Linked DNA regions of Mus musculus: regions 1, 2, 4 and 5 are each linked to region 3. The links are chromatin loops, found by intact Hi-C in ENCODE. Cell type or tissue: left cerebral cortex. All regions are shown on one strand. Region 1 overlaps Pde4d (phosphodiesterase 4D, cAMP specific). Region 2 overlaps Pde4d (phosphodiesterase 4D, cAMP specific). Region 3 overlaps Pde4d (phosphodiesterase 4D, cAMP specific). Region 4 overlaps Pde4d (phosphodiesterase 4D, cAMP specific). Region 5 overlaps Pde4d (phosphodiesterase 4D, cAMP specific).

What was found. Hi-C counts contacts between places; a loop is a spot of excess contacts. Peaks named below come from ENCODE experiments on the same cell type or tissue, not always from the same donor. Only the 100,000 strongest peaks of a DNase experiment are listed, where the experiment ranks them.
Region 1: it touches region 3 in a loop (2.5-fold over the local background); 4 of 42 quality-filtered maps call a loop at or near these places.
Region 2: a loop joins it to region 3, with 7 times the contacts of the local background. A loop is called at or near these places in 2 of 42 quality-filtered maps.
Region 4: it touches region 3 in a loop (2.4-fold over the local background); 3 of 42 quality-filtered maps call a loop at or near these places.
Region 5: it touches region 3 in a loop (5-fold over the local background); 6 of 42 quality-filtered maps call a loop at or near these places.

Annotation. Positions count from the first base shown.
Region 1 is chr13:109,189,765-109,193,764 of GRCm38, reverse strand. All of the region lies in intron 3 of Pde4d (phosphodiesterase 4D, cAMP specific), which reads right to left. Among named protein-coding and RNA genes, the nearest start is that of Mir582, 130 kb to the left of the region's middle. In left cerebral cortex, no CTCF peak of the experiment used is centred here; a DNase peak (open chromatin) is centred at 2,389.
Region 2 is chr13:109,168,830-109,172,829 of GRCm38, reverse strand. All of the region lies in intron 3 of Pde4d (phosphodiesterase 4D, cAMP specific), which reads right to left. Among named protein-coding and RNA genes, the nearest start is that of Mir582, 150 kb to the left of the region's middle. In left cerebral cortex, no CTCF peak of the experiment used is centred here; DNase peaks (open chromatin) are centred at 1,024, 1,195, 1,359, 1,752 and 1 more place; H3K27ac peaks cover 1,480 bases.
Region 3 is chr13:109,114,133-109,118,132 of GRCm38, reverse strand. The region is part of intron 3 of Pde4d (phosphodiesterase 4D, cAMP specific); the gene reads right to left. Among named protein-coding and RNA genes, the nearest start is that of Mir582, 210 kb to the left of the region's middle. In left cerebral cortex, a CTCF peak has its summit at 1,629; DNase peaks (open chromatin) are centred at 1,685, 1,905, 2,334, 2,842 and 2 more places; H3K4me3 peaks cover 2,834 bases; H3K27ac peaks cover 1,853 bases.
Region 4 is chr13:109,045,365-109,049,364 of GRCm38, reverse strand. The region is part of intron 3 of Pde4d (phosphodiesterase 4D, cAMP specific); the gene reads right to left. Among named protein-coding and RNA genes, the nearest start is that of Mir582, 280 kb to the left of the region's middle. In left cerebral cortex, no CTCF peak of the experiment used is centred here; a DNase peak (open chromatin) is centred at 2,027.
Region 5 is chr13:109,208,945-109,212,944 of GRCm38, reverse strand. The region is part of intron 3 of Pde4d (phosphodiesterase 4D, cAMP specific); the gene reads right to left. Among named protein-coding and RNA genes, the nearest start is that of Mir582, 110 kb to the left of the region's middle. In left cerebral cortex, a CTCF peak has its summit at 2,338 (motif pointing right); DNase peaks (open chromatin) are centred at 18 and 2,339; H3K4me3 peaks cover 701 bases.

The DNA.
Region 1 (4,000 bases), 76 kb before region 3:
GTGGATATTTGAAAAGTATTAAATATCAAAGAGCCTAGTTTTGAGTCTTGCCTATCACATGGAAGTCTCGTTTTGGCAGAATCATACATATCAATTTCTTTGTACAATATTTGCCAGGAAGGCAATCACAGGCCTAGAAGCAATAACTGGGAAGTGGGAATAACAAGGCTCTTTATTTTTAATAGAAAAGGAAGATTAGACTCCTATCAAGAAAAGCTGTTATCAATTAGTGCCAAACAGAGATAGACAATGAGGCCATTGTCTGACTATTAGACTTAGAGAGGCTCTCAGTGTTCTTCCATTGACACGTTCAAACATCCTCCCCAGCACAGGGACGGTCTCTAGGAATGTCACTGACAGCAAGGATAGTAACTAATGGACTTGAGTCCAACCAGACAAGCAAGCACCCATACACACATGTGTGCATATGCGTGTGTGTGAGTGCACATACAAACAGAGAGAGAGAGAGAGAGAGAGATTGATTTTGATTTTTGGACATGGCTAATTCCCAATTTAGGCATAAAATAAATTACCAGATTTGAATTTGAGGTTAAGGTTCGATAAAAGGGTTTTGATAGTATATATAACTTGATTTTTAGCCTCCCCTTCAACCCCCCATGCACCATTTATTTTTGTTCTTGCTGTTAAGGTTCAGTTTCTGCCAGACAGACAAGTCACACACACACACACACACACACACACACACACACACACACACACACACACACAGTAAAAGTGTAAAGATATAAAGCAGAGTGGACCATTGCAATTAAAATGGGAGAACAGCAAGTAGCCTGCTTCATTAAAGGCAGACAGCAATCCTGTAGATTGAGTGAAGCACAACTTAAACTGAGCAAGTCACCAATCCATTCAACTATCCAACTTCTGAAAACCACAGAATAACTTTACTATCCGAAAGAAGTATTCCATTGTAGAAACACAGACGTGTTAAATGTCACTGCATTTCAGAAATATGTCTACCTCTTCACAGATGATGAAATTCACCTTCAAGATTATCATTCCCACATTTAACTTTCGAGGCCACACACACACACACACACACACATACACACACACACACACACACACACACACACACACACACACACACGGCACCTTGGTGACTAACTAAGCCATCCAATGTCTGTTTACACAGTTCACATTTTGTCTGATTCTTACTCCATTTTACTCCTCAGCATAAACATGTTAATTGAAAGACAGAAAATGCTCATTAGGAAAAAAGGACTTAGAAGGAAGCTCAGAGACAGAAGTGGGAGTCAGACGAGGTCCAGTGGAAGTCTCATTAGGAGAGAGTCCGCTGAATGCCATGAGGAGCAGTGGAGAAAAAGACCACGGACGGCAGCTGGGCATTTAAGAGGCTCAACCTGAACTTAATCTTCACAAAAAGCATCTAATTTCTTGTTTGAAATAGTGTGGCTGAAAAATAATATCACAAAAGGTGCTATTGAAATGATCCACATGAAGAAAACGAATTAAAATAAAAAAAATCATACTCTTCAAATTATGTCAGGTCATTTCCACTTGTACTAAGACAGGAAATTGAGGTTTTATTGCCTTTATTAGCTTATTATCTTCACATAACACTTATACAGATTAGGGGAAATGATGTGCCTAATAGAAAATATAAATGTTTTTGATAGAACAGGGCTTAAGGAAAGGAAATAAAAAGTGGTTAAAGCAAAGTAATTCATAAAAATTATTTCCATCCAAAGAAAAAGAAAACACAGTGACAAGTTTTTTCTTTTGCTTTGTTTTTGTTTGTTTTTAAATCTAGTGCAATTCATAAGTGCAGGGGAAAGGGGGAGAGAACCTAGCACTTGAGTAACTGTGAAGATACTGACAGGGAAACTTGAAACTATAAAAGTAGATCTGCCAAGTCCAGCCATAGGAACATGATTTTCCTCTTTAAAAGAGGCAAGGACTCGAGGAAGTTAGGGTTGGGTACCTAACTAAACAAAACCAAAGATGACCAAGGTAGTACTAGAAAAAGATGATTTTGATAATACATTTTGAAGAGTTTGGGGGTCACCTTGGAGATTCTCCTTCAGCCTCTCCCCTCCTCTCCTCTGCATCGCTTTAACTTGTGGCTTGTTCAAATCTCTCTTCACTAGCTGGCATGTGTGGATGGGTAGATCTGACCAAGGGTCGTTTAAAGGGTCAAAGGCACTGACCTAACCCTCATCCAACATCTCCCATATACAACTTGGAGACTGAGGCAGTGATGCAGTTCAGATCCGAGCAGAAGAGAAGGTTCCATCTCACCAGTCCTAGGGATACAGCACTGTTCCATGTGGACTAAACATAAGTGATGTCTAAAAAAGAGTAGGCCAACAGGCTTCTTTGTAAGTGCTAGCTGTGATTCATCCAGGCGGCTGTTGAAGTGGAGGACTTCTTTGGGAAAGATTCCTAGGCGAAGGCTTGGAGAGGAGGCAAGACATGCTGCGTAAATAAATGTGGTACTGAGAGAAGTCACATGTAACACTTGTCACCCTTCACACTGAGTATTTACTTAGCCAGGTGTTCTTGTGCTGTTGTTCATAGAGTGGTCCCAAAGAAAGTATGTAACAAAGGATTAGGCTAAGCATAGAGTGTAAGTAAGAGGAACACACACACACAGACGGAGAGGGAGGGAGGGAGAGAGAGAGAGAAAGAGAGAGTGGAGAAGCTCAGTCATAACTGGAAATGGAGTATCTAAGGAGGGGATAGGGGGCTTTCGGGGGGGGGGGAAACCAGGAAAGAGGATAATATTTGAAACGTAAATAAAATATCTAATAAAGAAACTTTTAAAAGCTCACATTCTGGTTCTCCCCCCTCCCCGTCTCTCTCTCTTTTTCTCTCCCTCTCCCCCCTCTTTCTCTCTGTGTATGTGTGTGTGAATACAAACTGAGGGCTTCATGTGTGCTAAGCAAGCATCGTCAAGCTACATCCCTAGTCCAAGAACACCTGCATTTTTTTTTTTTTTTGGTTTATTAACACTTAAGCTCTTGATCAAATAGTCTACCACTAGTAGATTCATTTTTTTCCTGTTAAAACAATAACTCAGTGAAGAAATCCATTTGTATATATGCCCAATTATGTAAATTACTTAACACATATAATTATCTGGATTACTTGCCCGCTATCTTTATAATCAATGTTTCTGCAGCCAGCTGTGAGAGTTTGGCAGTCCTCCTTCAACCGCAGCTGTTTCCCCAAATTCCACTGGCTCCACCCTTCAGCTTAACAGCAACCCCACCCCCACCCCCCCAAGAAAGAAAAACAAGTTTCTCTGCAATTACATCTTAAGGGTTTGGTTAAACCACAAAACAAATGGCGTATTTTGACGCACCTATTCACTAAAAAGGATCCCAAACTATTAGCAATATCTAGAAACACTTTGCTGGTGTCTACATTAAGACATCTTTCACACATGTATCCTTTCATATCCCAAGTTTTTAATAGTCTTTCTAAGTAGTTTTAACAGGTACTTGTGTTTCCTTTATTAATTAAAAAGTCAGAGACATCACCCTGGTGCCCTCCATAATTCACCGGAACATGAACATCTAGAACGCATCTTCTTCTAACATCTGGGAAGATCGTGTTTGCTGTTAATTTTAGAATTCTGCTTTGGTGTGGGTTTTGTCTTGAAGTTCCAAGATAAGAGGACATACACCTGAACTTCTCAGTTTTAACATTACCGGGCTCCAATGTTATTCAGTTCCCTGACACGTTCACTGTTTATCAGTACCGTGAGCTTCAGTGAAAACATCAATATAGCTCTCAGTGGGCAACTCTCTCATCTTGGCAAGAAGCCCATGAAAGAGAATCGACAGACCTTTTCTATATTTGAATTTAAACGACACGCTGATAGATAGCATCTTTTCACCTGTAATTGGACTGGAAAAGGAGCAGCAGAGAGGAAGGCCTCCCAGCTGGTTTTTCAGAACATTTATTAGCTGTTTCTCTCCTGGCCACCGTGGATCTGACTGGATTAATGCAT
Region 2 (4,000 bases), 55 kb before region 3:
CATTAGTGAGGAGAGGAGGATGGAGGGAGGGCTGGACCATATTATGAGAAGGCATGGTTAGGCACTGTCTGCAGGATGCTAAGGATGCAGAATCAAATCAGTAGGCATAGAGTCTACAGGAGAAGTGAGGGGATGTCCCTAGTCTCCCAGGCTGCTGGTGACAAGAACACTGGTTCCTGGCATTCGTGACAATATGAGAGTGCAGCTCGGGACAGGGAGTCCAGGGACCAGGTAACTGTGATGGAGAATATATGACATGCATAGAAGGAAAGGAAATGACAACTGCTTTGAACGGCACGTGGGAAATTAGGGTTCCTTATTTGGAACTCTGATAGACATCTGTTGTATTAAAAAGAGAATTTTCCCAGCCCTTAAACGGAAATCACCCCCCCCCAGGACTTTTTCAGTACAGCTTTTATATTGCATAAATATATTTGAGCAAAGGGCTAATAATCATGTTATGTCCATTTCAATTTCAAATGGCTATAAAATGATGTGTCTCATTACCTCAGAGTCAGGACTTGTACACACACAGAATGCCACCAAATGTCAGTCAACTTATTTTTTTTCCTTCTTTCAATGTTAAAATGATTCATTTCAGGTCGTTTAGAATGTTTTAAAATTTCTGAATATAGAGCATGTTTCATTCCTACCTGTGCTCTGCTGCTAAACAGTTCTTTTAATCTATTTTTTTCCCTTTGTGATGAAGGTAGACAACAGTACAATTGCTTGTTTATAGTCATAAATGACCTAATGACCGTTCCAGCCAAATGTCTAATGAAATGTTAGTTTTCACAAATCAACTTTTGACATGCTTCCAAAAGCATCTTTTAAATGATTCCTAGTGTTTCTGTTCAGGTTTCGGTAATTGTATAAAAAATATGCATTTTTTTTCTTTTACCCCAGGAAACATATGGCGTAAATGCTTTAGGAAGCATGAGTCATGCCTTTGATGAGGCGGCCACTGAAGAAGCAGCTCCTACTGCCACAGTATAAATAGCGTGATAAGCCCTATCGAAGGTCAAAAATCTAATTTTAAGATACGTATTTTAAGAATTGTTATTTTAGCCACCTTGCCATGAATTAGAAATGTGGTCTGTTTATGTCTCACATTGACATTTTCTAGTGTGTCCTCCTTTCCTTCTTTCTTTCCTTCCTTTTTTTAAGCAAGAGAGATGAAAACCTCATTTTGTCATATTGCAAGTCAAAAATCTCTGAGATTTTGCAGTGCCAGAAAAAAAAAAAAATCTCATCTGCCCATTTCCTGCCCCCTTCTCTCCCCTCCCCCAGAAAAATCCTTTCACCTCCCAAACAACATCTAAAAATACTTTTTCCCCTTTGCTGTTAACTGCTCTCTTGAAACTTGAAGCTGTGTCTGAAGAACTAGGTTGTCAATGTTTCTGATTTCCCACCTCCCTTCTGGTTGTCTTTCTTCCTCTCCCAGGCGGACACCTGAGAGTAATCCTGGATGTGATATTGTGTAGGTTATCTCTGCTTAAAACTGTTCCTGCGTAGACTGTACCATTGTAGGAAATAGAATGTGCTTCCTCCAGCCATCTCTTTCTTCCTTTTAAAGATTTGAAAATAAAATGTAGTTGTTAGTTTCTCTCTCTCTCTCTCTCTCTCTCTCTCTCTCTCTCTCTCTCTCTGTGTGTGTGTGTGTGTGTGTGTGTGTGTTTGTATTGTGCCATGGGCATGTCTGCTACCTATGAAGACCAGATGAGGGTGCCAGGTTTTCTTCAAGTCTTCATGACACTTAGTACTCTTTAATTCCTGAGCCATCTCTCCACCAGCCAGTCATCTTTTCCTCCCTGTCAGCTTACATCCAGTGAATACTGACAATCATAATTGATTAAACATCTATGCCATACAGGGAGTTTGACTGATCACTGAAAGTTTGGGTCATTTGCATACTGTTTGTAATTAGCCCTGGGTTAACTGGAATTTTACTTGCCTGGATTTCTAGATATAAGGAAATGGGTGAAAAGGTTAATTTTGGTCTTCTACCTGTTATTTAGCCTTCAGACACACTCTTGGGCAGCTCCTGAATTCTTGGCATTCTTGACTGAGTCAGGAATTTACTTCTATCAACTAGTCATTGCATTTGTTGAGCCAATAGGTTGACAATGCCTTAGCTTGCTTTCAACCTGGCAAAATATCTGGGGAAGAAAAAAAAATCTCACAAATGATTTTTAAAGACAACTCTGTTGAGGTTTGTGTTTGTAATTCCCAAAAATAAGTTGTTTTCATTTGAGCCAATATCCCATTCTGTAGCTCAGGTTGGCCTTGGATTAACTCACTATGGAGCCTTGGTTGACACTGACTTCATGGTGATGGTCTTGCCTTTGCTTACACAGTGATGGGATTACAAGCCTGCACCTCCATTCCTGGCCTCATAGTATTAAAAGAGATGCTGATTGAGAATAATATTAGAAACAAGGAACAGGATAAGGACTGTCTAAATTATCCACATTTCCCACCCCCAAAATATTGAAGACTAACATGGATGTATTTAATTATAGTCTTTCATGATATATATGTGCATATTTGTATATGTATATGCGTGTATTTTTAAAAAACTGATATCACATTGCTTAAACACAGATCATGAGTTTCTCACTTAGTAATTTATGAATATAATTTTCCATATTTCAAAATATATTTTGAAATTGATCTTTAAATATTTGTGTTATAGAATATGCACTGGTTATTAACCTACACATTATAATCTAGTCTGTTCATATTGGAAATTGCTATTTTTCTATATAGGACTTCTGCCATATTTTCTTGATTGAACTATGCTTTCTTGTATGGCCAGAATTGTGCTAGGGCCCCCAGCATTCTTGTCCACATATGTATACAGCCTACATAATTCCCTTCTCTTTTATGAGACACTGGCCTGGAAGCCTAATGATCAGTTCTCCCCATGACCGGTTTATAGAATATGGAGGATGGGAATCAACAATCCTGTATCAGGTGCTTTTGAGTTAATCGAAAGGCTGGTTATCTTGGCTGGGTCTGACTTCAAGAGGAAGTCAATACCAGCTGAGTAACTAGGCCCTTCCTAAAAGGGGCACGTTCTCCTGCTGGCCTTGAAGGAGCCCATGGGTATTCTGAGAGGGGGGTATAAGAGGGTAGGGACAGCAGACAGCAGCAGGAGCAGAAATAACCCCAGATCGACCTTCAGCAAGGAAGCGGAAACCAGTCCTATAATTCCAGGAACTGACTGCTGCCTATGGCGTGGAGGAGCCTGGGAGAAATCTCAATCAGAAGTCATGTGAATGAATAGAATGAGCACCTGCTTGCAGCCTGTGAGGCCCCTGGGGCCAGGTCATCTGAGCTGGACTCCCATGTCAGAGAAACTAAGGTACCGAGTGATGCTTGAAGCCCCCTGGCTACACTCATTTGTTACTCAGCCATATGGAAACCTGGGCCACTTCTGCTCTCCCTTCCTGCAGCAGCTTCTCTTCAGCCTGCAGGTCTGAGCCATGAAGTCCTGTCCCCAGGGCTTCTCCCATTTAGGGTACTTGCTTTTTTTTTTTTTTTTTTTTTCTACACCAAGAGCAACCCCAGGACAATAGTAGTTGCTTTTTTCCCCCCTTTCATGTTTGCATAGTTGACAATGGTGAATATCCAGGCCCAGATAGGCGAGGACATATTTGTTCAATGGCTAAAATACATAGGGAAATCTGAAGAAAGGCAACTGGCAGGAACCGTAACAGAGTCGCCAACACAAGATGTGGTTTGAACAATATACCCAGTGAGTGTCTCATAACGTATAGCGTTTAATGTATTATCTAAAACTGGTCACACATCAAAGTGACACAGAAATCCTATTGAAGCAAGATTCACTGAATAATTCATGAGTGCGTTAGCTGTGTGGATTCGGAACCTGCACGCATATACAATTTGTTACACAACCTTGTCAGTTTTTATGTGAATATGGGAGTGAAGGAAACTGCACATTTATGGTAATTGTCAGTTATTGATCACCTTGGAA
Region 3 (4,000 bases):
GTGTGTGTGGGAAGGGATCCACGGCCTTAGGGCCAAATAGGACCAAAACCCACCTCCACCCTTGAGTTAAGAATGAGGTGATTGCTCAACCACTGTAATTGTCCTTTACACTACTCTTTCCGCAGCATCTATTAAAACTCTGAGCTGACATGTAGTTTCCCTACCCTGTCTTCCGGAGCACTTTATGTTAAGGGGAAATCACTATAATCACATCTCTATCTCTTGCTTGCTACTAAAATGAGGCGCTTTCTTTCGAGGATGGTTCAGGGACCACCGATCCATCACATTCTGGTTGTATGCGCGCGTGCACGCACACACACATACATACACACACACGGACACACACGGACACAGTAACTCCCACAACATCCTCGCTTCCATCCCTCCTCCTTCTCGCTCTCTCCTAAGGATTGCTGAACATTTTGCTCCAAACTCTCCAAGTCACCCACGTGTTTGTTCTCCCCTTTGCTGTTCAATTTACTTCTGGACTTGACAAGAGTTGTGCTCAGGCTGTATGTGCTGCAACCCTGCGAGCGAGCAGCGAGCAAACTGTCTTCCACACCCTGTGTGTGCACTCTCTGGTCAGATCTGCCTGGCTGATCCCTCCTTTCTGGGGTGAGTGGACAGATTTATGGGTGGTTTCCAAGGTTGCACTGCAGCCTCCCCCACCCCCAGCTTTCGCGCCTTCACCCTCCCTCCCTCTACTAGAAACAAACTGAATTAGGTTTCATCTTACTGCTGGGGTGGGATGGAGGAGCGGGGAGAGGGAGGTGCATGGCTCAAATAAACCAATAAACCGGTAAAACACATCACACACACACACACACATACACACACACACACCACTGAACGATTATACTTTACTTTCACGTCTATTACACACCTGCATTATATCTTCTAGGGCAAGGACAGACACGCCCCTGCTCACCCTCCCTGAGTTTCTTGAATTTGACCCTGGATTCCAAGATTGGTGGTGACTGGTTAACAGACAGAGTGGGAGAAGAGGGGAGGTGACCCTTTCCCTGAGTGGGGGAGGGGCGCTCTCTACTCACCGTCTGAGTCCCTGGAAAGACGAGGGCCAGGACATCCTAGATTTCTTCAGGCCCGGCCGGTGACCTGTCTCCACCGCGTAGGAGGTGCGGTCCATGGCACGGCAGTACAGGTAGCGCTCGGTGTCCGAGTAGCCGCGGTGCCGGACGCGGCTGGCCCCGCTTGAGGCGTAGCGACCACGGGTAGCTCCGGGTGGTGGCGGGGGTGGTGGCAGTGGGGGCGGTGGCGGTGGCTGCAGCTGGGGCTGGGGCGAGGGTGGCGGCGGCGGGGGCAGGTGGTGATGGGGGTGCAAGAGGCGGAACTGGGGCTGCCGGAGCGGGTACTGGTGGTGCTGCTCGTGCCTCCAGAGATGCTTAGGGGCTTTGAGAGCGGCCCCGCCAGCGCTGTCATTGCCCTCTTCGCTGACCGCCCGGGCCGGCACGCTGCTGCCCTCTGCCTCCATCCTGGCCGGCTCTGTGCCCCGCTGCCCCGCCGGGTCCACCACACCAGCCTGAGCGCCTCCCGGCTCCTGCTGCCGCCGCTTGCCGAGGCGCCAGAGGCTGGGCTCAGCTTCCGACTTGTAGCGGTCAGAGGCTCCTGGCCACCGAGAGGGGGCTCTGTTAGCGGGAGCGATCGCCACAGGGATCCTTGCTCCGTAGCAGAGGCAGAAAGGCGCGCTGGATGCTCCCAAGTAACCAAGATTGGCAGGCGAGGCTTCTCTGATGGTCGGTTTCTTTTTCCCCTCTCTTTTCTCTTCGTTCCTCCGCTGAGATTAGGGACTGTTGGCAGCTAGCTCTATAGAATCTGCTCTTCGCAGCAGTAGCCTTCTCTTGAGTCCGGGCACCTGAACCTGGATCTCAGAGCTGCTGAAAAGTTGGACAGCTCCCGACTGACCAGCTGGAGCTCTGACTTTCTCCAAAAGCACTCCAGCCAGTCAGGAGTCAGACCTGCTCTCTGGATCCTTCCCCTCCCTGTGCCCGCGCCTCCCTCCCTCTCTGCTCCCCACTGCCCTGAGGTTTGCTCTTCGACGCTTGACTAAGTCCTCTCCTCTCACAGAAATGGATTTGATGATTTCTGGCTGGTTCTCAGAGCTTGTTGAAAATGAGTCGCAGGATGCAGGCTTCCAAAGAAAAGGGATGCTACCTGTCAAAGTTGCAAGGAACGTTGTGTCTGTGTGTAGCTACAAAAAATGGATCTGCACGAAGATCTAATATTTTAGATTAATTTAGTCTATTTCTCTGCCATAGGATTAAATATTCTGTGAATCTTTCCTACAGAAGGAAAATTGCTCACTGTTTCCTTCTGGACATACTCCAGCTAGTGTTTTGGTCCTGGAGAGGAGAGGTAGCTGGGAATCAAGATGAACAGTCTTATGATTAGGAAAGTCCAGCTGAGCTCTCTGACCAAACTTAAGCCTGGTCACAGATGTCTGGTTATCTTTAGGGGCTGCTAGCTTCCGAGCTTGGCTGCAGTTTTGCTTTCCTGCCACATTTCATAGACCCTAGCTCTATTACCAAAGAATTTAAAAACCTGCTGTTGCCATCATTTCACAGAAACAGTCACCTTTGATGCTACAGTCCGTGTGCAACTTCTATCTCCTAGAATTAGCATTTTTCCTTCAATATCAAAAATTTTTTAAACGTTAAGGTAATTTCATAGCACTGTGAGGACATTTCACGTACTTTCTTTGAGATTGTTGTATCACTGAAAGATCATATGCCAGCTCCTGACGACTCATTCTACCATTTGTCACTGCAGAAGTCACCATGGTACTACCCGTTAGTTGTCAGATACTTAGGTCTCACAGTAACTCATCGGCAGCTTAATCATTCTGTTCCCTGCAGAAAGTCATAACATGGTTGAATGTGTACGAGAGTATTTAGAATCAGGAAGCTTCAGCGTGTTGAAAACCCAACCACCTCTACACAGTGACTGCTCGGTAGAGCTGCTGTGAGGTAAACGGCAGTAGAGAAGATAGTGAAGTTAGATGTCCTTTGCTCACAAGTAAGAACAGCCCATGAAATACACAAACATCTTCTTCTGGAAATGGCAATAGTTTAATGCTGGACACAGGACACAAGACCCCTGGAGCAGCTGTAATGGCTACTCATGATTGGAAATGTCCCTTTCCTTCAGTCCTTAGCCTTGGGCATTTTGCTCACATTTGGACCATGCACAGACTCTGAGAAAGGAGGTCCCGAGAGGAAGGAGGCAAATGTCTCTGAAGCACTGTTTCCCCCATGAAGAATGTAAACTGTACATGACTAAGCACACCTCCCTTGGAAGACACAAGTGTGACAATGATGAAAGTATATTCTATTTCCTAGAGGAGAATTGAGCCAGTATCTTCCCAAATGTGAACAGAAAGAAAATAATAAAATGTTCTGGAGCATAATTGGGTTTTTATTCCTTACCATTCTTAGCCTTGTTAACATCAGGAACCATTTCAAGGAAGTGTTTCCCATCCATTTCCTTCCCCAAACTGTAGTACCATGACTCCACCTAAAACCCCTACCTTTGCAGATGGTAACGGTCAAACGGTTTATGATCCTTTTCTCCAGGTTAATCAGAATGATTCCAATCTGACCTGCTTCTCATTGCCAGTTGGCTACTTCCATGGGACCGAGGAACATTTTCTTTTATCTATAACTTCCGTTGTGTTTAAAAGACTTTGATTTGTTCATAGCGTAAAATTAAAGTCCAGGAACTCTTTTACGTTCACAGAAACCATTTGCCATATTCCCTATTTGCAGAATTTTCAGTTTGACATAATTCCCATAGATGATTGTTTAAAAGACTTATTTAGTGTATATGAGTAGAGTGCATTGTTGTTGTCTGCAGGCACACCAGAAGAGGGCATTGGGTCCCATTTCAGATGGTTGTGAGCCACCATGTAGTTTCTGGGAATTGAACCCAGGACCTCTGGAAGACCAGCTAGTACTCTTAACCACTGATCCATCACTCCAGCCCA
Region 4 (4,000 bases), 69 kb after region 3:
AAAAGAAACAATATTTTAGAGGGGGATGTAGGCACTAAAAACAAAAGCAGCATGAACGAGGCATACGAGAAAGGCAAGTGGTGTGTGTGTGTGTGTGCGTGCGCGCGTGTGTGTGTGTGCGTGTGTGTATGTGTGCATGTGTGTGTGTGCGTGTGTGTGTGTGTGTGTGTGTGTGTGTGCGTGTGCGTGTGTGTGTGTGTGTGTGTGCGCGTGCGTGTGTGTGCGTGTGTGTGTGCGTGTGTGTGTGTGTGTGTGTGCATGTGTGTGTGTGCGTGTGTGTGTCTTGGGAGTTTCAGAAAAGCAGGAGGAGCAGAGGACACTTTGGTTTAAGTTGGGGATTCTGCCTACATAAGCATCATCAGTACCTCTGAGAATGCATCTGGTCCATGTGCTCATTCAATCATATGCTGCAGAAATACTAAAACAAATGGCCTCCCAATAGCAAGCATACAGTGGAGTTGGAGAAATGTTTGGAATCTCTCAATAATACTGGTGGGGAATTATTGAACTCAATACAGATGTGTCTGAATAGTACCTTTTTTATCTTTAAGTTCATTTATTAAAGAAATGTAAAAAACAAATCATTGAGATGAAATTTTGAATCTTGTTATTGAAATATGAAAAGTGTAATAAAGCTGACTGATGAAATCAAGAAATATACCAGGAAGAAAACTGTAACCATTTTCCCAGATAATTTCAAAGGGGGTAATCAGAAACACACACATACATGCATATGTACACTCACACGCACGCACACACACACACACACACATAGAGAGAGAGAGAGAGAGAAGAGAGGGAGAGAGAGAGAGAGAGTGAGAGAGAGAGGTTTTTAAGAAAAATGACTACCAGGAAAAGCTTGACAATTTAATTAATCATGAGAGGGTGAATCAAATTAACATATTGAGAAAAGTTTATTTATTTTTTCTAATTTGACATGGCATACTGACATTAATGAAGAAGACCTGGATTTATGTTATGACACATAGCCAAGACCTGGATGACAAAGCATTCACCGAATGAGAAGATACATCGCACTAATCACTATCCCCACAAACACACCCTGCAAATGCTCTGAAATCACTTAGTTCATTCATACAATACATGGTAAAAATTTCTTAAAACTTGACACCTGCTTTCATAATTTATACAAAGTTACCATTTTTTAACTAATAATAATTTAAAAATAAGCCATACTTGAGAAAGGCTTGACTTTTTCTTTTTAATGTGTTTATACAGGGTACATTAAGTTTCACTTGAAGAATCCATCAAAGAGCATGTAGTTGAAGTCTAGAGTAAAAGTTATAGAACTGTGTTACAGCTAACAAAACACAGTTTTTAAAATGATTCATGATATTTATAATATAAGCCACATTCTATTTAAAATCTGTAGTGGTTTCTTTCTCACTACAAATACTAACTTGCTATGAACACTTTTTAAATTTTGCACTTCAGGGGGACAATGCAGCTAAGCTGATCTCAGCTCCAAATTTCAGCCACTGTCTACTTTACAGAGCTGAACACTTTCTGCAGAAGAAAAAAGAAAGAAAGAAAGAAAGAAAGAAAGAAAGAAAGAAAGAAAGAAAGAAAGAAAGAGAGTGGAGAAGATTATGTGTACAATCTGCCCTGGTAGATCTAGCTATTCAGATGCTGTAGAAAGAGACTCAAGTTATCACTCTCCTCCATCGGGGGTCACAGTGCTTAAGTAGAGGGCAAGGCTTTGGGAAGCAAGGTCCACTCCTACTTCTCTTTATGTAATGCATCAGAGACCTTCCAATACGCCAAAGGAGTTCTTAAGATAATGCTTTCATACATGGACGAAAGCCTGCCTCAGAGGAACAGACATTAGTTCTAGTTCCCTGTTTTTAAAAAGAAATATTCTAATTCCTTAATGCTTCACTCCGTGAACGTGAAGAATTTTGAGCAACGCTCCCAAACACGACTAAGGAACCATTCTTTTCACATTTGTAGGGACTCGCCCACGCTTCTCACACCCCCACTCCCTGCCTGCTCTCCCAGCAGTCCATCAAATGGTAATTTTTACTAGAACACAATGGCATTGAGCCATACCAAAAGCCATAAGACAGCAGAACGGAGAAACAGGCTGCCTTCCAACACACACATTCTCTATCCTAATTTAACCCCAGAGTTGAGAAGACAAATCTGTTCCCCAGCACAACAAATGAGATTGTGAATAACCACACTTAATGTTCTCTGGTTTGGATTTTCATCACTAAGTTATACTCCATCTACACGGAGAGTACCCCTACTTTAATTATGCTTTCTGCTAAAATGTGCCATTCTATTGTTCAGGTAAGAAACACAGCTCTATTCACAATGAGGTGATGCACTCTGCATTGCTTTTGTTTGTTTTTAATCTTGTCAACACCTCTAAGATGGCCAGCTTCCTCTACTGATTAACAGGACTGAACTCTGGGAATCAAATCTCAATCTTCTATTTCCACAACCGTTTCTTTAAAAAATGAATTTTATATCATGAGTGTTGTCTGCATGAATGCCTGTGGATCGTGTGTAAGCCTGGCTCCTGTAGAGGTCAGTAGAAGGTGCCATGTCCTCTGGAAGTGGAGTCACAGATGGTTGTGAGCTACCAATGTCCTTTGCAACCTGGGTCCTCTGCAAAGGGAAGAAGTCCTCCTAACCAGTGAACCATCCCTCTAGTCCCACCGTAATGATTTCTTAACTCGATTTTGACAGAGTCCATAAGGCTATACATTCTCAGCAGAGATACTAAGCAATATGAACAAGAAAAACATATTTTGGGGTCCCTATACTAATAAAATATATAGAGAATATATTTTAAAAATCTATGTTCTCCACTCATTGAGATGAGTCAAATAAAATATGTAATCAATATGAAAGAAGCTTCTAGATTTTGTTGTGATAACCTCAGGATAGGGCACTTGGAAGCGTCCATTGGTACCATTTCAATTAACAATGAATATATAAGTTATAATCCAATCTTTTCTTGAGATTTTGATCTTGGTTTATTCTGTTATGAAAACAAAACACCTTGAAACCTGTAGGTTTAAAGTAAATTAGTCAATCCAATAAGCATTTCAGTATAAATTCCAAGTACCTAGCATGTATTCACAACTAGAGTACTGTAACGGAGCATGTCCCTTCCCATACTACAAGGCTCTTGTTTGCTCCCAGATAGTTGTGAAATTTGACTCCTTTTATCACCTGTGATTGCCTTCATCATTCAATGTCTTAAGCCAGGATCTTAGTCCTATCTCTTATGCATGCAGGGTTGAGTCTGCCATTAGTCAATTGGGGCTGGGGAGGAATGCACAGGGCCCTTCCCTCTCTGCTAACTCATTGGTTACATCTACTCTGTGGAAGGTGCAGGCACTGGCCTTAATTGAGCACCCACTAGAGAGCTTGCCACGCTCAAAGGGACACTTCTAAACCCATGGTCACGCAGGACGCTGCTCCTAGTTATTTATATACAGTGGTTACAAAACAAAAGTACGCAAATATGAGAGAGGGAGTATGGGAGGAGACCTGATGGAGTGGAGAGAAATAAGGGAGGAGAAGGAGTGAAAGCAACCAGAGTGCATCACACACACATATGGAACTGTCACAGAATAGCTTTAATAAAAATTACAATAAAACAATCACATGGCTCTTGACTTGGAAATTCCATTGTTCTCAGCTCTAACTGGCTCCCACTAAGTATCCTATTCCACAACTCACCCAGAGAAAGAAGGCTAGCACTGTTCCTTTTCAGACAGACTATTAGAAAAATAAATTCCAGAAGCAAAGCTATTCCAATCCATATAATGCCTTTTTAGATATGTTTACTAAAACCCATAATTTGAAATGTTATAGTTAATGTATTTCTCAGGTGTAAAGGCCTTTGTTGCTCAAAGTAATCTCTTTGTTTATGCTTACAATAATGCCTCCATGAGAATGATTTAAATGTAAATTAGGAGCCATCCAAAATTATTTTGTTGCTGTAATATTAGATTACTTGGTC
Region 5 (4,000 bases), 95 kb before region 3:
TCTTTGTTGCTTATTTATCCTTTGGGTGTTACTACTAAACTAACGCAGGTCAAACATTGCCAAACTGTAAAATGACGGTTGGTTTTTATGTTCGAGCACGAAAGTGGCAACTATCTAGCAAATGAAAGCCTGTCGGAGTGCCTCAGCTCTAACTCAGCTCTCAAGAATCGTCACCTGGAGTCAGTGCCCACTGATTGGATTCCATTAGTTTGAATCCTGTTGGTGTCGTCTTCCTTATCGGTCAGCCCCCGTGTCACCACATCAGATCCACAGAGGACTTTCCCCCATTCTCCTGGTTACTCTGCCCTCTAACCTCCCCAACTTAACCTGCATTTTGGTCAAGGTTGATGCATGGTCTTGGTCAGTGAAACGTGGGAACATTTTTGGTGCGTATTGACCTTAAATACCTGAGGCTGTGTTAATGTCTGTGGCAACGGATTCACTTGGTAAGAGGGCCTCTTTCCCCAAACGCATAATTGGGAAAGAAGGTGGCAAGAAAGAGGCAGTGGGGGGTAGTTAGGAGGGATTTGGAGAATGGTAAGCCATGGATAGTGAAGGTCACCGACAGAGCTAAGGGGAACTTGGCCTCAAGGGAAACGGCACTGTTTCCTGTGGCACAAATGTTGCCGCAGAAGTCCAGGCTATCCAAAAAGCAATCGGCTGTCCTGACCTCAGGCACAGTGAGCGTCATCTTCTCTCCCATAGATGATCTGCCTGCCTGAGCCAGCCTCTTCCCTGGCAACAGGGAAGCCATGGGTCCGGATGAGAACTGCGGGAACCTCAGCCCCAGAGGTTTCGGTTTGGATTCTCCCGTGTGGCCCCTTCCTAAGTATCCCCCATCAAGGCGCGGGGCTTTTCTCACGCAGTTCTCATTTGTACAAACAGAAATAACCAAACCTCCCTGCAGTGACTGGGGCGCTGCTCCTGAGCCGTTTGCAAAAGGATTTCTCACGTTTAGATGTCCACTCCCTTAGATCTGGGTGAGTTCCAAGACTTTAGGCTTGGAAAGCAGAATGCTTTCCCCGATCCCTGTGGCCAGGCATAGGGGGATGCTAAATCCTGTTCCAATAGGTGCTCGACTGTCCCTTATGTCACCTGGTCACAGGTTTTTCTGGTTGTACCATTTCTTTTCACGCGTGTGACTTTAGAAAGCATGGTTTTAACAGCCCCAAGGAGTTTCCCTTTGGCTGCCTCTTCTCCCCCACCCCCCATTCCCCATAAGTGATCTCTCATACAGTCTGAGGCACCGGAAGCACCCTCTTATTAGCAGCTGAAGTGGCTCTCCCAGGCAATAGCAGGAGAAATACCAGAGGGCAAGTGCTGAACGTTGCTCACCTTCATGCTGGGTTAAGCTGCAGTTCGTTCACCCTGTGACATGATGTAATATTCCTAAATTCTGATAACAGTGAACTCGTCTATCCTTTCTACGCCTGTAAGGCTTGCTGTTAAGATGGTCTGTGATTTATTACTAAGCACTACCTGTCTGTATTTAAGTGATTCTTCGTGGGTATTTACTTCTGGTCCAGTCACAGTCTGTTTTGATGCTTGCTTACTGGTTTTTTGCTAAATGCACCGCTATGATTTTTGTTCTTGTTTGTTGTTGCTGTTGCTTTTGTTTGTTTGGTTTTTGGTTTGGTTTGGTTTTGCCTCCTTTAGAGCAGCAGAGAGTTTGGGTAAAAGTCACTCAGCAGGCCAGCCTTTTAATGGACCAGTCCTGTTGTATAGTAATGGGAGGAGCATTGCTGATGTTGGTTCTACAGCCCTAAGACACTGCTAAGACACTGACTCTCCCCCCCACCCCCACCCAAAGCATAGAAAACACATGTGTGCATAGATCATAAAGGTTAGTATCAGGGAGCAACTGTGGAGATGAACTAAAGTGTTTACCTCCATAGCTCATCACATCTTACCATCCAACTCACACACACACACACACACACACACACACACACACACTCACACATACACATATACACACAGACTCCCTCCCACCCCACACCCACAGCTATTGGCTAGTTTTTTACCAGAAACTTAGAATCAATCTTAATAATTACTCTAAAAGGTAGATTTATTTGCTGTAATAATTTCTAGGGTGATAAATTGTTTTTAGGTACCTCTTCCCACAAATGATGAGAAAATCTGACTATCTGACTGTAGGGCAAGGAGTAAAAATATAATATTCAATAAAGCAACTTGGGAAAGTGCGCAAAAAGTGACCCCCCCATTCTTAGCAAAAGTAAACTGTGTGGATTTTCTAGATAACCTGTATTTGGTTACAATCTAAGTGGTTGAATCCCAGTTTCAACCAAGGACTGTGGCTGCAGACATCACATTGGCCACAGGGCGGCACTGCAGGTCACCTAATGGAGCAGATGCACAGTTGAAATGTTTGAAAACTGCCTCTAAAATTCTGAAATTCAGTCCAACGAGGGGAGAAAAAAACGTCATGGGGGATAACACAAAGCTAGACACACAGTTCTACTCATTAACAAGAGCAATTAAAGCTACAGGACTCAGGAAAGAATCAAGTTAGCCAGTTAAAGACTTGGAGACTGTGTTTTTAAAGCACACACTTTATTATCTATCTATCTATCTATCTATCCATCCATCCATCCATCCATCCATCCATCCATCCATCCATCCATCTGATTTTTATGTGTTTATGTTACTATTGCTGATGTGTAAATGTGCATGTGGAAGTCAGAACATAACCATGGCCATCATTCTTCAAGCATAACTACTTTGTTATTTGAGATGGGGGTCTCTCAGTGACCTGGGGCTCCCTCTTATGCAGGCTAGAGTGACTAACTAGTTGTCCTCATCAGCACCAGGATTACAAGCATAGCCTATACCACGTGTCCAGTTTAGGTTTGTTTGGTGTAATATGGGTTCTAGGATTTGACCTCAAGTCTTCATGCTTGGAAACCACTTTACCAACTGAGAGATCTCCTTAGTCCCAAAGCTTAAAATGTTTATGATCAGGCCCTCTTAGAGAAGAGGTATGTTGACCTTTGCACTAGATCTACGATACTTTTCAGTGAGCCACATGGAAATAATAATTCCAGTTAAAGAAACTTCAATCCAGGACTGGCCAGCCACAAGTACCTGCTTCCTCAAATGTGTATCAGGAATTGGATGAAGTCACTGTCTGTTGTCGTTTCCAGTGAGTCACACCCAGACATATGAGGCCAACGGGAGAGACATTCAAACCATACCCAGAGACTTCGGTGTTGGACATGATCTTGGAGGGCAATGTCGGTGTTGGGAATGAACTCAGAGGGCAGGGGACACAACTGTTTGTTTTTCTGCTTCTAGTTGAGAGTTATACCAAACAAAGGAAATGGCCTGGGTCCCCAGCCACAGGATGGGCGTGGCTTCCGTTTGAGCTTCAAGCAAGGTGCTTAGGGCTCTCTACAGGGACAAGCCACAATGTGCAATGTGGGAAAGCCTGCTTTTGTTTGGAGATTTAGTTCTCAGTGTGGTGAAAAGAGTTTGGAGTGTAAGGGAGAAGTCCTCAGGCTCAGATCAATGGGAAGACGTAAAACCATGGCAGAGTTGGGAAAGGGTTGTTAGCAATAAAAGAATTGCTGAAGAGAACCACGGTAATAATTTTCGCAAGAAAGGACTGCGAATGTAGCCAAGAATAGTCCTTAGAGTCTTAGCTACATACTCCATTTATTCTGTATAGACCCTAACTAATAACGCAAGTGAGAGATGTTACAGATAAAGCAGTGTTTCTGAAGGAAGCAGATACCTGTGGGGAAATTCTCAGCACTAGGGAAGCACAGAGGGAGTGATGGACAATGAATCTCTTGAAGATCAACAGAAGTACAAGATCCGCTGCCCTCCTTTGAGTTGCAACCCGGGGAACTGAAAGGGGTGGACAGGTGGACAAGAGTGTCTGAGCAGGAGGACAGTGGGAGAGAGGTGACATCCTAAATCTCATCCAAATGACTACATGAACTTAAAACCAAAATGAACAAAGGAATTTACACTCTCC